Regions from separate parts of the Homo sapiens genome. Here region 1 is linked to region 2. Evidence: read pairs that join two places in POLR2A ChIA-PET (ENCODE). Cell type or tissue: CD4-positive, alpha-beta T cell. All regions are shown on one strand. Each heading gives the region's core, and the rest is flanking DNA. Links, peaks and the distances in the headings are about the cores only.

What was found. Peaks named below come from ENCODE experiments on the same cell type or tissue, not always from the same donor. Only the 100,000 strongest peaks of a DNase experiment are listed, where the experiment ranks them.
Region 1: POLR2A ChIA-PET joins it to region 2 with 7 read pairs; 9 of 35 experiments call an interaction of 5 or more read pairs at or near these places.

The regions. Positions count from the first base shown.
Region 1 is chr11:47,951,500-47,957,574 of GRCh38, reverse strand. No RefSeq gene overlaps it. Among named protein-coding and RNA genes, the nearest start is that of PTPRJ, 26 kb to the left of the region's middle. RefSeq lists enhancers at 2,130-2,219, 1,964-2,258. In CD4-positive, alpha-beta T cell, for the core only: no CTCF peak of the experiment used is centred there; no DNase peak of the experiment used is centred there.
Region 2 is chr11:48,052,837-48,058,911 of GRCh38, reverse strand. All of the region lies in intron 1 of PTPRJ (protein tyrosine phosphatase receptor type J), which reads right to left. Among named protein-coding and RNA genes, the nearest start is that of MIR3161, 41 kb to the left of the region's middle. RefSeq lists an enhancer at 2,086-2,587. In CD4-positive, alpha-beta T cell, for the core only: no CTCF peak of the experiment used is centred there; DNase peaks (open chromatin) are centred at 2,871 and 3,421; H3K4me3 peaks cover 1,059 bases; H3K27ac peaks cover 1,187 bases.

The DNA.
Region 1 (6,075 bases), core at 691-4,690, 100 kb after region 2:
GTGCTTGCCTGTAATCCCAGCTACTCAGGAGGCTGAGGCAGGAGAATCACTTGAACCTGGGAGGCGGAGGTTGCAGGGAGCCGAGATCGCATCATTGCCCTCCAGCCTGAACGATAGAGCGAGACTCCCTCTAAAAAAAAAAAAAAAAAAAAATTAGCCAAGTGTTGTGACACGTTCCTGTAGTCCCAGCTACTCGGGAGGCTGAGGTAGGAGGATTACTTGAACCCTGGAGGTTGAGGTTGCAGTGAGCTATGATGGCACCACTGCACTTCAGCCTGGGTGACAGAGGAAAAACCTGCCTCAAAAAAACAAACAAAACTAGCAAGGTCCCTGTTTTCACGGAGTTACAGTCAGGTTGGGGGCAGGCAGAGAAAATATATCAATCAATAAATAAACATATGTAACAATAAAAATTTCAGATAGTGATAAGTGCTATCCATTTTTAAGCTTCATCCAAATATCCTCATTGTCTTACCTCAAAAAGCAAATGTCATAAGGAAGAATAATATCATAAACATCCAGCCGGGCATGGTGGTTCATGCCTGTAATCCTAAGCACTTTGGGAGGCTGAGGCGGGCAGACCACTTGAAGCTAGGAGTTCAAGTCCAGCCTGGGCAACATAGTGAGACCCCCTCCCCGCCGCCCGCCATCTCTATAAAAAATTTGGCCAGGCACAGTGGCTCACACCTGTAATCCCAGCACTTTGGGAAGCTAAGGCGGGCAGATCACTTGAGGCCAGGAGTTCAAGATCAGCCATGGCCAGCATGGCAAAACCCTGTCTCTACTAAAAATACAAAAGTTAGCCAGGTGTGGTGGTGCAGGCCTGTAATCCCAGCTATTTGGGAGGCAGAGGCTCAAGAATCACTTGAACCCGGGAGGCAGAGATTGCAGTGAGCTGAGATCATGCCACTGTGCTCCAGCTTGGGTGACACTACCTATATACATATGTATATATGTAATATAGATACATATTATATATATTATATATGTATTATATGGTATATATTACATATATATAACATATATGTAAATATACAATTATATATAACCTTTTATGTATTATATATAATTAACTCTTTGATGTTTATATATAACTATATATATATAATTTTTTATATATTTATTTATTTATTGAAACAGGGTCTGGCTCTGTTGCCCAGGCTTAAGTGCAGTGGCACATTCTCAGCTCACTGCAACCTCTGCCTCCCAGGCTCAAGGCATCCTCTTACCTCAGCCTCCCAAGTAGCTGGAACTACAGGTACATGCCACCACACCCATCTAATTTTTGTATTTTTTATGGAGGCGGGTTTCACTGTGTTGCCTTGACTGGTCTCAAACTCCTGAGCTCAAGTGATCGGTCCACCTCAGCCTCCCAAAGTGGTGGGATAACAGGCGTAAGTCACTGCACCCACCCCCAAAATATTTTTTTACTGCTGTATTTTTTTTTCAAACTAGGATCCAATCATCGTCTACACATTGTGTTTGGTTGTTTTTACTTCTAAGTATTTTTTATCTATATCTCATCTACATCTATATCTACATGTATATCTATAGATATAAGTCCATTGTTCAAATGACTGTTCCCAAATGTCATGTACCCAGAAAAAGGACACATCCTAGCCAGACCCACTCAAGTGAAACCCAGGCTATTTGTGGGTACCAAATGCTGTAGTTTGGTCCTCCCCTATCCACTGGTAAGAGACGACTGATTATGGGTAAAATCCATGACCTTGGAGAAAACCAAAGGAAACCCTATATGTGGATCAGCCTCATAGGAAAAGGACTATAGATATGTAGTTTCTCTCTCCCTCCATCTTTCTTGTATAATTCAAAGAGGCAAATGGGTGTAATGAGAAGAACATAGGCAGATAAGACTTTAACTCTAGCTCCATGACTGTAAAGCTATATGACCTTGGGCAAGTCTTTCACCTCTTTGAGTTTCAGTTTCTTTATCTGTAAAGTGAGGACAATGCCCACTTGAAGTGTTATTGTGAGGGCAAAATGAATTAATTTATACAGAATGCCCATCACAGTCCTTTAATTCTCTATAAAGCTTAGAGCAGATATTGCTACCTGATTACCAAATCCATTTCCTTTTCTTCCTGGTGACCCAGCTAGACTACATTTCCCAGACTCCCTTGCAGATAGATGCTGCCCTGTGCTCAAGCTCTAGCAGTGAAATGTGAGCAAAAGTGTGCTTTGCAAGCTATTTCCAGGCTTAGCCCATAAAACCTTTTATGCTTATGGGCCCAGGGCAACCCTTCAAATGACCTGGTGAAACTGACAGAATCTCTGTGTCTGGATCCCTGAACGGCAACGTGGAGTACAGCTCTTGTTGTCAATAAGAGACATCTGATTTGGACTCTACATGAGCAAGAAACAAACCTTTATAGCATTAACTGATGAGGTTTTAGCTGTTACAGCAGTTAGAATTGCTTTAACCAACATAAAGTTCAATGTGACAGATGAAGTCACTACTAAAAAGGAAAACCTGCAGGGCGCGGTAGCTCACACCTGTAATCTCAGCACTTTGGGAGGCCCAGGCAGGCAGATCACTTGAGGTCAGGAGTTTGAAACCAGCCTGGCCAACATGGTGAAACACCGTCTCTACTAAAAATACAAAAATCAGCCGGTCATGGTAGCACACGTCTGTGGTCCCAGCTACCAGGGAGGCTGAGGTAGTAGAATCCTTTGAACCTGGGTGGCGGAGGTTGCAGTGAATAGAGATCATGCCACTGCACTCCAGCCTGTATGACAGAGCAAGACTCTGTCTCATAAATAAATAAATAGGAAAAACCTAATAGGTTTTATTTAAACCATGGTGGCTTTGGGAAAACCATATAGGGAACCATACAACTGTTAGGGGGGACATTCACATTTTAATATTAAATTTCATCAATTTGCAACACCTTTTTTTTCACATTTTTACACCGATGTGTAAATTGATGTGCAAGTGATGGCATCTCAAATTGTTGATGAATTGCTGACAGCCAGGTCATAGTCACTGCCCACACGTGCACAGGGCTGGTCACAACTCTTCCTCTTGCCAACCTTTCCCTTAAGCTGTGTGCACTGTTAGCACTATAGGTATTGAGTTTAATCACTACTTACAATGTCTTCAAAAACATTCCACACTGATTCAGCACTGAAATGAAAAATTATTATATACTAAAAAGGGTAAGGAAACAAGCAGCTTGATAGTCGATAAAAATCTATGTCTAAATAAGACTTAAAAGAGCTCTTTTAATATGCATAAAATGAAATTTTTAAGTGATGGGAAAGCTTTGTGTCACGGTTTTCCTATTTCTTAGAAACGCATCAGTAAGGGTGTAGGTTACAATTGATGGTGCCTTAGATTTGGTGAAATTGCCAATAATGTAGACATGTCAGTGATTTTAACCCAGGAAGGAATCCAGTGTAAATAATAATAACAAAAAAAATTCACATATATTGAGAGCCAAATATACACAAAATTCATGCTTTACTCACATCTTATTATTTATTCATCATAATAAGCCCATGAGATGGTTACTCTTTTTTTTTTTTTTTTTTTTGAGACACGGTCTTGCTCTGTCACCCAAACTGGAGGGCAGTGGCATGATCTCCGCTCACTGCAACCTCTGCCTCCCAGGTTCAAGAGATTCTCCTGCCTCAGCTGGAGTAGCTGGGATTACAGGCATGTGCCACCATGCTTGGGTAATTTTTGTATTTTTAGTAGAGACAGGGTTTCACCATTGGTCAGGCTGGTCTTGAACTCCTGACCTCGTGATCTGAGATTTGGGAGGCCTTGGCCTCCCAAAATGCTGGGATTACAGGTGTGAGCCATGGTGCCCAGCCCGATGTTTACTCTTATATATGATTGCAAATTGTCCTAAGTGCTACGAGAGTGAATAACAGGGAAGGAAAACATAATTAAGATTAGGAGGAGAGGCCTCCCTAAGGAAGTGACGAGACTCGAAAGTTAACAGTAGGCAGCATTTATTGAGCACTTACTATGGACCAGATACGATTCTAAGTTTATCATATTGACTCACTCAATCCTCCCCAAAACCCTAAGAAGTTTATTATCAGCTCCACTTTACACAAGGGAAAGTCAAGACAGGAGTAGAGAAGTTACATAACTTGCTCAAAATAACTCAGGTTACACATTACGGAAGATAAGCCTAGAATTGGAACCATGGCAGTCCAGCTCCAAAATCCGTGCATTTTACCACTTCACCATCATCTCTCAGTAGAGATAGATGAACAGTATCACATGAGTGAGGCATCCCCCCGCTTTATCAGTGGGAGTGTCAGTAAATGATCTGGCTACAAGCAAAGACTCCAGAGACCAACATTCAAAGTCAGGCTCTGCAACTGCTCAGCAAGGTATTTTAATCTTTCTATGCCTCGGTTTCCCCATTTGTTGTGATTAAATGAGGATTAATGAGTTGATACACATATAGAACTTAGCTCAGAACCAGAAGATAAATGTTAGGTGGTCTTATCATCTTCATACAATGCTCATCACAACCCAAAGGAAACAGACCCAGAGAGGTTTAGGAATTTGTCAAAAATCACATATTTCAAGAAAGGAATCAGGATTTGAACCTAAGTCTGTTCACCCAGAAGCCCTTTCTTTATGCATTACTCATGAAGCTTTCCATTAAAAATGAGTCAATGGAGCTGGGTGCAGTGGCTCATGCCTGCAATCCCAGCACTTTGGGAGGCCAAGATGAGAGGATCTCTTGAACCCAGGAGTTCGAGACCAGTCTGGGCAACTTGGTGAGACCGCCACCCCCCACCCCCCACCCCCCTGCCATCTCTATGAAAAAATAATTAATTAATTAATTTTAAAAGGAGTCAATGGTTTAGGTCTTCATTCCTAAAGATTTCCATTTAGAAAGGAGATCCTAAATCCCAATGTGACACCTCATTTTAACATCCCGAGTCTTAATCAACAGTAAGGCTCTCTCATTGCAAATCTAGTTTTCAATTGTTTTGAGGCCATTTTCTCTTTGAGAAGCCCAAGGGAAGAGAGAAACTCACCAGTTTCTTTCTTTTCTACCCTTCATATAAGGTATTTCACATTTCCCAACCTACGTTGAGAAGGCAGGGACATTTTAGAGTCAGGCACAAAGTAGGTGCTCAAGGCTGGGTGTGGTGGCTCTCACCTGTAATCCCAGCACTTTGGGAGGCTGAGGCGGGCAGATCACATGACATTAGGAGTTCAAGACCAGCCTGACCAACATGGAGAAACCCTGTCTCTACTCAAAATACAAAATTAGCCAGGAGTGGTGGCACATGCCTGTAATCTCAGCTACTCGGGAGGCTGAGGCAGGAGAATCACTTGAACCCAGGAGGCAGAGGTTGCAGTGAACTGAGATCACACCACTGCACTCCAGCCTGGGCAACAAGAGCAAAACTCCATCTCAAAAAAAAAAGAAAAAAAAAACATGCGCAACAAAAATGTGTTGCATGAATGAAGAAACAAGTGAGAAATCTCTAATGTACTTCACAGATCAGATGAACTCCACGCCGCTCTGCCCCTGCCTACTCTGCTTGCTTTTCTTTGTTTTTTTGCTTTTTGTTTTTTGTTTTTGAGACGGAGTTTCACTCTTGCTGCCCAGGCTGGAGTGCAGTGGCCCGATCTCGGCTCATTGCAACCTCCGTCTCCCAGGTTCAAGCGATTCTCCTGCCTCAGCCTCCCGAGTAGCTAGGATTACAGGCGCCCACCACCACGCCCAGCTAATTTTGTATTTTGAGTAGAGACAGGGTTTCTCCATGTTGGTCAGGCTGGTCTCGAACTCCCGACCTCAGGTGATCCATCGACCTCGGCCTCCCAAAGTGCTGGGATTACATGCGTGAGCCGCCGCACCCAGCCTGCTTGCTTTTCTTTGACTCCCATGTCTTAACCCCAGTGTTTCTCAAACAAGAGTGTTGCAATGGCATTCTGAGGACATTGTGGAGTTGAAGTGGCCTTGGTATGTGGTGACATCCTAGGTTTCTTCAATCCTCATTCCCTTGAGACACTTTTTGACCAAGAGGCTAGAGTAGAGTTATCTTCGGGGGCGGAACTGCTGAGGATGAGAATAG
Region 2 (6,075 bases), core at 1,250-5,249:
CAGAGGGGGCAGAGGAGGCACAAAATGAAGAGGCCAGGGAGCTGCCGGGGGCAGATCGTACAGGCCTTTGGGAGGATCTTGCCTTTTCCCCTCGGCGTGCCAGGGAATCACTGCGGGGCTTTGAGCAGAGGAGCAACATGATCTGACTTCAGTTTTTAAAAAAGATAATTCTGGTGGCCTCATAGAAATAGACTGAAGAGGGACAAGGGCAGAAGTGGGGAGACCAGGAAGAGAGCCCCGCACTAATCCAGGTGAGAGACGATGGTGGCTTGGACCAGAGCGGTGGCTGGGGAGAGGTGAGAAGTAGTAAGGTTCTGGGTTTGCTTTGAAGATTGAACCCACAGACTGGCAGATGGACTGAATATGAGGTTTGAGAGTCAGGAGTCAAGGAAGACCCAAGGCTGGGTAAAGTGGCTCACACCCGTAATCCTAGCACTTTAGCAGGCCAAGGCAGGAGGATCGCTTGAGGCCAGGAGTTCTCAAGACCAACCTGGGCAACATAGCGAGATCCCATCTCTACCAAAAAAAAAATTGTTTTAATTAGATGAGTGTGATGGTACACATCTGTAGTCCCAGCTATTCAGGAGGTGGAGGCAGGAGGATTGCTTGAGCCCAAGAGGTCAAGGTGCAGTGAGCTATGATCACACCACTGCACACCAGAGACCCTGTCTCTTTTGGTTTTGGTTTTGTTTTAAAAAAAGGCTGGGTGTGGTAGCTCATGCCTGTAATCCTAGCACTTTGGGAGTCAGAGGCAGGTGGGTCACTTGAGGCCAGTAGTTGAAGACCAGCCTGGTCAACATGGTGAAAGCCTATCTCTACTAAAAATACAAAAATTAGCCAGGCATGGTGGCACATGCCTGTAATCCCAGCTACTCGGGAGGCTGAGGCAGGAGAATCACTTGAACCCGGGAGGCGGAGGCTGCAGCGAGCCGAGATCGTGCCATTGCACTCCAGCCTGGGTGACAGAGCAAGACTTGGTCTCAAAAGAAAAAAAAAAAAAGGCAGGAAGACCCAAAAGTTTTGGGTGTGATCACCTAAAAGGATGAAGCAGTCATGAACTGTGGTGAAGAAAACTGGCTAGAACCATTGGCAGAAGTAGTTTCTTGTTTTGTGGGTGTTTTGCTGGGGTGTTGGGGAGCTTTCTTTAATAGTCATTGTGATCAATATGCTTCTTCCCTACGTCTGGCTTCCAAAAGGAAAGTTTTTTTTCCCTCAAAACTCCAGGCTCCCATCTGCCCCTCCACACAGTTCTCCCCCAGGGCTCAGGAGTGATTTCTCTCACTCAGGTGGTCTGTTCTTCCACCTAGAAGTATTATGGGGGCTACCGCTGCCACCACCTCCACCACCTGCCTCGACCCACGTGAGAAGGCCTCTGGGTACCCAAGGCTGCCCGTGACTGGCCTGGTACATCCACCTAATCTCAGCTTCATATCAGAAAGCTAATGCTGCCCCACAACTAAGCTGCATTCTCCAAGACTGTATCAGGAGTAAAGGTGATATTCTCATCTCCACCTTCTTTACACTGTGCCTCTCTTAAGTGGTTCCGAAATCTGAAAAACAGGTGTGCTGTTTAAACTCCAATCATAAGCACCTCAGGACATTTAAAAGAACAACTAACGTTTACCCAGAGCTTTTATTAGCCCACTGGAACTTCCTAATAACCTAACACAGTCAGTTAATTAGCAAATGATGCCTAAGCACCTATTATTAAGCACTCACAGCCGCGCACCACACCAGGCAATGGGGGGCGGTCTGTATCATTAGCACCATTTTACAGTTGGGAAGGCAATCAGAGTCAGTCACTCTGCGGTAGGCCACACCACCAGGACACGGCATGCAAGCGTGCCACCCAGGTCTTCTGACTCTAAAGTCCCTGCTCTTTTCATATTTATGAGCTGGGTTACCTTGGGCAAGTTACTTAACCTCTCTGTGCCTGAGTTTTGTTTTGTTTTGTTTTGAGACAGAGTTTCGCTCTTGTCGCCCAGAATGGAGTGCTATAGCACAATCTCGGCTCACTGCAACCTCCTCCTCCCGGAGTCAAGCGATTCTCCTGCCTCTGTCTCCTGAGTAGCTGGGATTATAGGCATGCACCACTACACCCAGCTAATTCTTTTGTATTTTAGTAGAGACGGGGTTTCACCATTTTGGCCAGGCTAGTCTCGAACTCCTGACCTCAGATGATCCGCCTACCTCGGCCTCCCAAAGTGCTGGGATTACGGGCATGAGCCACCACACCTGGCTGCCGAGTTTTAGCATCTGTAAAACAGAGATTAGAACAGCACCTACCTTATCGCTTTATTGTGAGGGTTAAATGAGCTAAGTGATGCAAAGTACTTGGAAGAATAGCTGAGGTAGTAAGCACTCAGTGAAACTGTCACCATCATCATTATTAGTGCCACGCCAAACTGCCGCTCTAATAGTTAAGATAATAGCTGCCATTACTAAACATTGTGACAAGAACTGTATACTAAATGCTTTACACGCAACAACTCACTGAAACCTTACAACAATCTGAGTTTTTGTACCTATTTTACACTCAGGAATCTGACGCTCAGAGAGTGAGGTCAAGTAAACTGGTGAGAGCTCACACAACTAAGAGGGATCAAAGTCAGGATCTGAACTAGGGTCTTATGGATTATCTGGCTGAAACGTATTTACTGCATCAAGTAAAGCAATTATGTGTGCGTCTAACTTCTATTCAGATGTTAAAAATGCATACAGAATCAAGGGCACCTCCTTGATAAACAAAGCTGCTTTTGAGGCACCTTCGCCCAAAAGTACAAAAGAGGAAAAAAGCTCCACAATGCGTGTTAACTTTATCCACAGTGTGTGATACTAATCATCCCAGACCACATCCTACACGCACCACAACCTGAAAACCCACTTCCTCCCCAGAACACACCCCAGGGAGCACAAAAGTCAACATTCAGCTCCGGCTTCTCTGAGAACACCTTGTATATTGACCTATGCATGCCAGCAAGTAACCGAGCTGGAAAAAACATTCTCCCAAAGCCTGGAAAGGGATCAGAGTGCTTTGGGTTGAAATGCATCGCGTTTTCAGCACTGCTTATTGCTCCCAGCACTCGCAGAGCTGAGCCAAGCAAGCTAGCAGCGTCCTGCTGGATCCTGAGGTCAGTGACCAGAACGAGAGACAGGCTAGCCCAGTGGCCTTTTCTGGACCCAACTTCAGGGATCTACCTTCCTCACCTGACCCTGAAGCCCCAGGGTGGAATGGGACCCTCGTGCCCCCAGGACTGCACAGGGATGTCTGTCAGTATGCCTTGGAAGCTAGCCTGCCTTAAAGTATGGAACCTAGAGACGCTTCTGAGAATGTGGAGTAGAGGGTGGCACTGCTCTTCACTTGTCAGTCATAAGACCAGCCCTCAAGGCCAGAACTTACCAGAAACATAGAGAGGATATGACTGTCACACTGGTGGAGGTGAGGAGGAAAGAGGCCAAGAATGAAAAGCAAAAGGTTGACTGGATGTTAACCTCAGAGATCTGGCGGGAGATTTGGGGCCTTTCAGACCCCAAGGATTACTGTTGCATCAAAAGTTCCCATGCTTGCAGGCATTCAGCCAGGCAAAAATGCAGCCTGCTGCCACCAAAAGAATCCATATTCCCTGAATGCATGGTGAGTCCTGGCCACTTTGGAGGGTCATCTTTTGAGGGCCTACCATGTGCCAGGCACCATGCTAGGGGCTTTATTTATTTTTTTTTTATTTAGAGATGGGATCTCACTGCATCACCCAAACTGGAGTGCAGTGGCGCAATCACAGCTCATTGCAGTCTCAACCTCCCTGGCTCAAGTAATCCTCTCACCTTAGCCACCCAAGTAGCTGGGATTACAAGCATGCACCACTATGCCTGGCTAATTTTTGCATGTTTTATAGAGACAGGGTTTCACCATGTTTGCCCAGGCTGGTCTTGAACTCCTAGACTCAAGCAATCTGCCTGCCTCAGGCTCCCAAAGTGCTGGGATTACAGGCGTGAGCCACCATGCCTGGCTGCCAGCGGCTTTATATACCCCCCTTCAGTTACTCCTTCCAAACACCCTGTGAGAATGGGGACTGGCCCTTTAAAAAAAAAAAAAAGAAAGAAAGGAAAAAAATGAGGAAATTAACACTCAGAGGAGTTAAATAACTTGTTCTCATATAAAACAGACTCCGTGGTAGGACAGAATTAAAACCTACTCTAACTTACAGCTCATGCTCAACTTTTTTTCATAAAAGGGAATCCCGGGGGCCACACTGTGAGAGGCCTGGCGTACATCAGGGACTACAAGTCCGTGGGCAAGACCACAGAGAGGGCAAACAAGCGGTGAAATGAAATGAGACAGGAATCAGAAGATGATGTGCTTCTAACTAGGTGGGCAAGTCACTTCACCTTTCCAAGTCTGTTTCCTCACCTGAGAGATGGAGCCAATCTAAGAAGATAACGCAGACAAACTACTTGGCACATAAGAGGAGCTAAGATGTCATTTCTCTCAATGTGACTTCTTACAAACATAGACAAGATGACCTCTCCTTCATAGAGTTTCTGTGAGAGCAGAGGGCCTGAAGGGCAGAAACTTCCTGGTAAACTCTAATTTGCTATATAAGAGGTTGCACAATGGGGCCCCCTGTCCAAGTCTAGCCCCAGACATGTTTTGTTTGGCCATATATATTTTGTGAACTAGGGCCGGGCGCCATGGCTCACGCCTGTAATCCCAGCACTTTGGGAGGCCAAGGCGGGCAAATCACCTGAGGTCAGGTGTTCAAGACCAGCCTGGCCAACATGGTGAAACCCCCATCTCAACTAAATATACAAAAATTAGCCAGGCGTGGTGGCAGGCACCTGTAATCCCAGCTACTCGGGAGGCTGAGCCAGGAGAACTACTTGAACCTAGAAGGCAGAGGCTGCAGTGAGCTGAGATCATGCCACTGCACTCCAGACTGGGCGACAAGAGTGAAACTTCGTCTCAAAAAAAAAAAAAAAAAAAGAACGAGGTGCCAGAATTTAAACAACAGAATATTTCTCATAAAAATATAATTTCCTGGCCAGGCACGGTGGCTCATGCCTGTAATCCCAGCCCTTTGGGAGGTCAAGGTGGGCGGATCATGAGGTCAGGAGTTCGACACCAGCCTGGCCAACATGGTGAAACCCTGCCTCTACTAAAAGTACAAAAATTATCCAGGCATGGTGGCACACACCTGTAATCCCAGCTGCTTGGGAGGCTGAGGCAGGAGAAGCGCTTGAACCTGGGAGGCAGAGGTTGCAATGAGCCAAGATCACACCACTGCACTCCAGCCTGGGCAACACAGCAAGACTGTCTCTCAAAAATATATATATATAGTTTTATATATATATAAATTATATATATAAAATATATAATATTATATTTGACCTCTCCTTCAGAGTTTCCGTGAAGTTATATATATATTTTATATATATTTTTTATATATTATATATAATATATAGTATATAATATATAATATATATTTTATACATATATATTTATATATATTATATATCATATATTTTTATATATATTTTATATATATTATATTTTTATATATTTATATATAATATATAATATATTAATATATAATATATATTATATATTTATATATTTTATATATTTTTATATATTTATATATTTATATAATATATTATATATATTATATAAATATATTATATATAATATATTTAATATATTATATATAATATATTTATATATTTTTATATATATTTATATATTTTTATATATATAATATATATTTATTTTTATATATTTATATATTTATATATAATATATTTTATATATATTATATAAATTTTTTATATTTCCTGCTTCTGTTGGAGGGGAAAAAAAAAAACAATATCTGGAAACACAGAGCCACATTCTCACATGACAGTAAGGGCTGGCGATGAGTGGTGGCCACCTTTCAGAGGACATGACCCCTCCAACTCCACACCAGGGTCCTCAGCATGCTTCCCTCATCTCTGTGGCTGCCAGGCCCCTAGCGGCTGGTGGCCCACGTACTGCATAGTGAGGTGGTGGAGAGGGCACAGCTGCTCAGCCATTACTAGTTT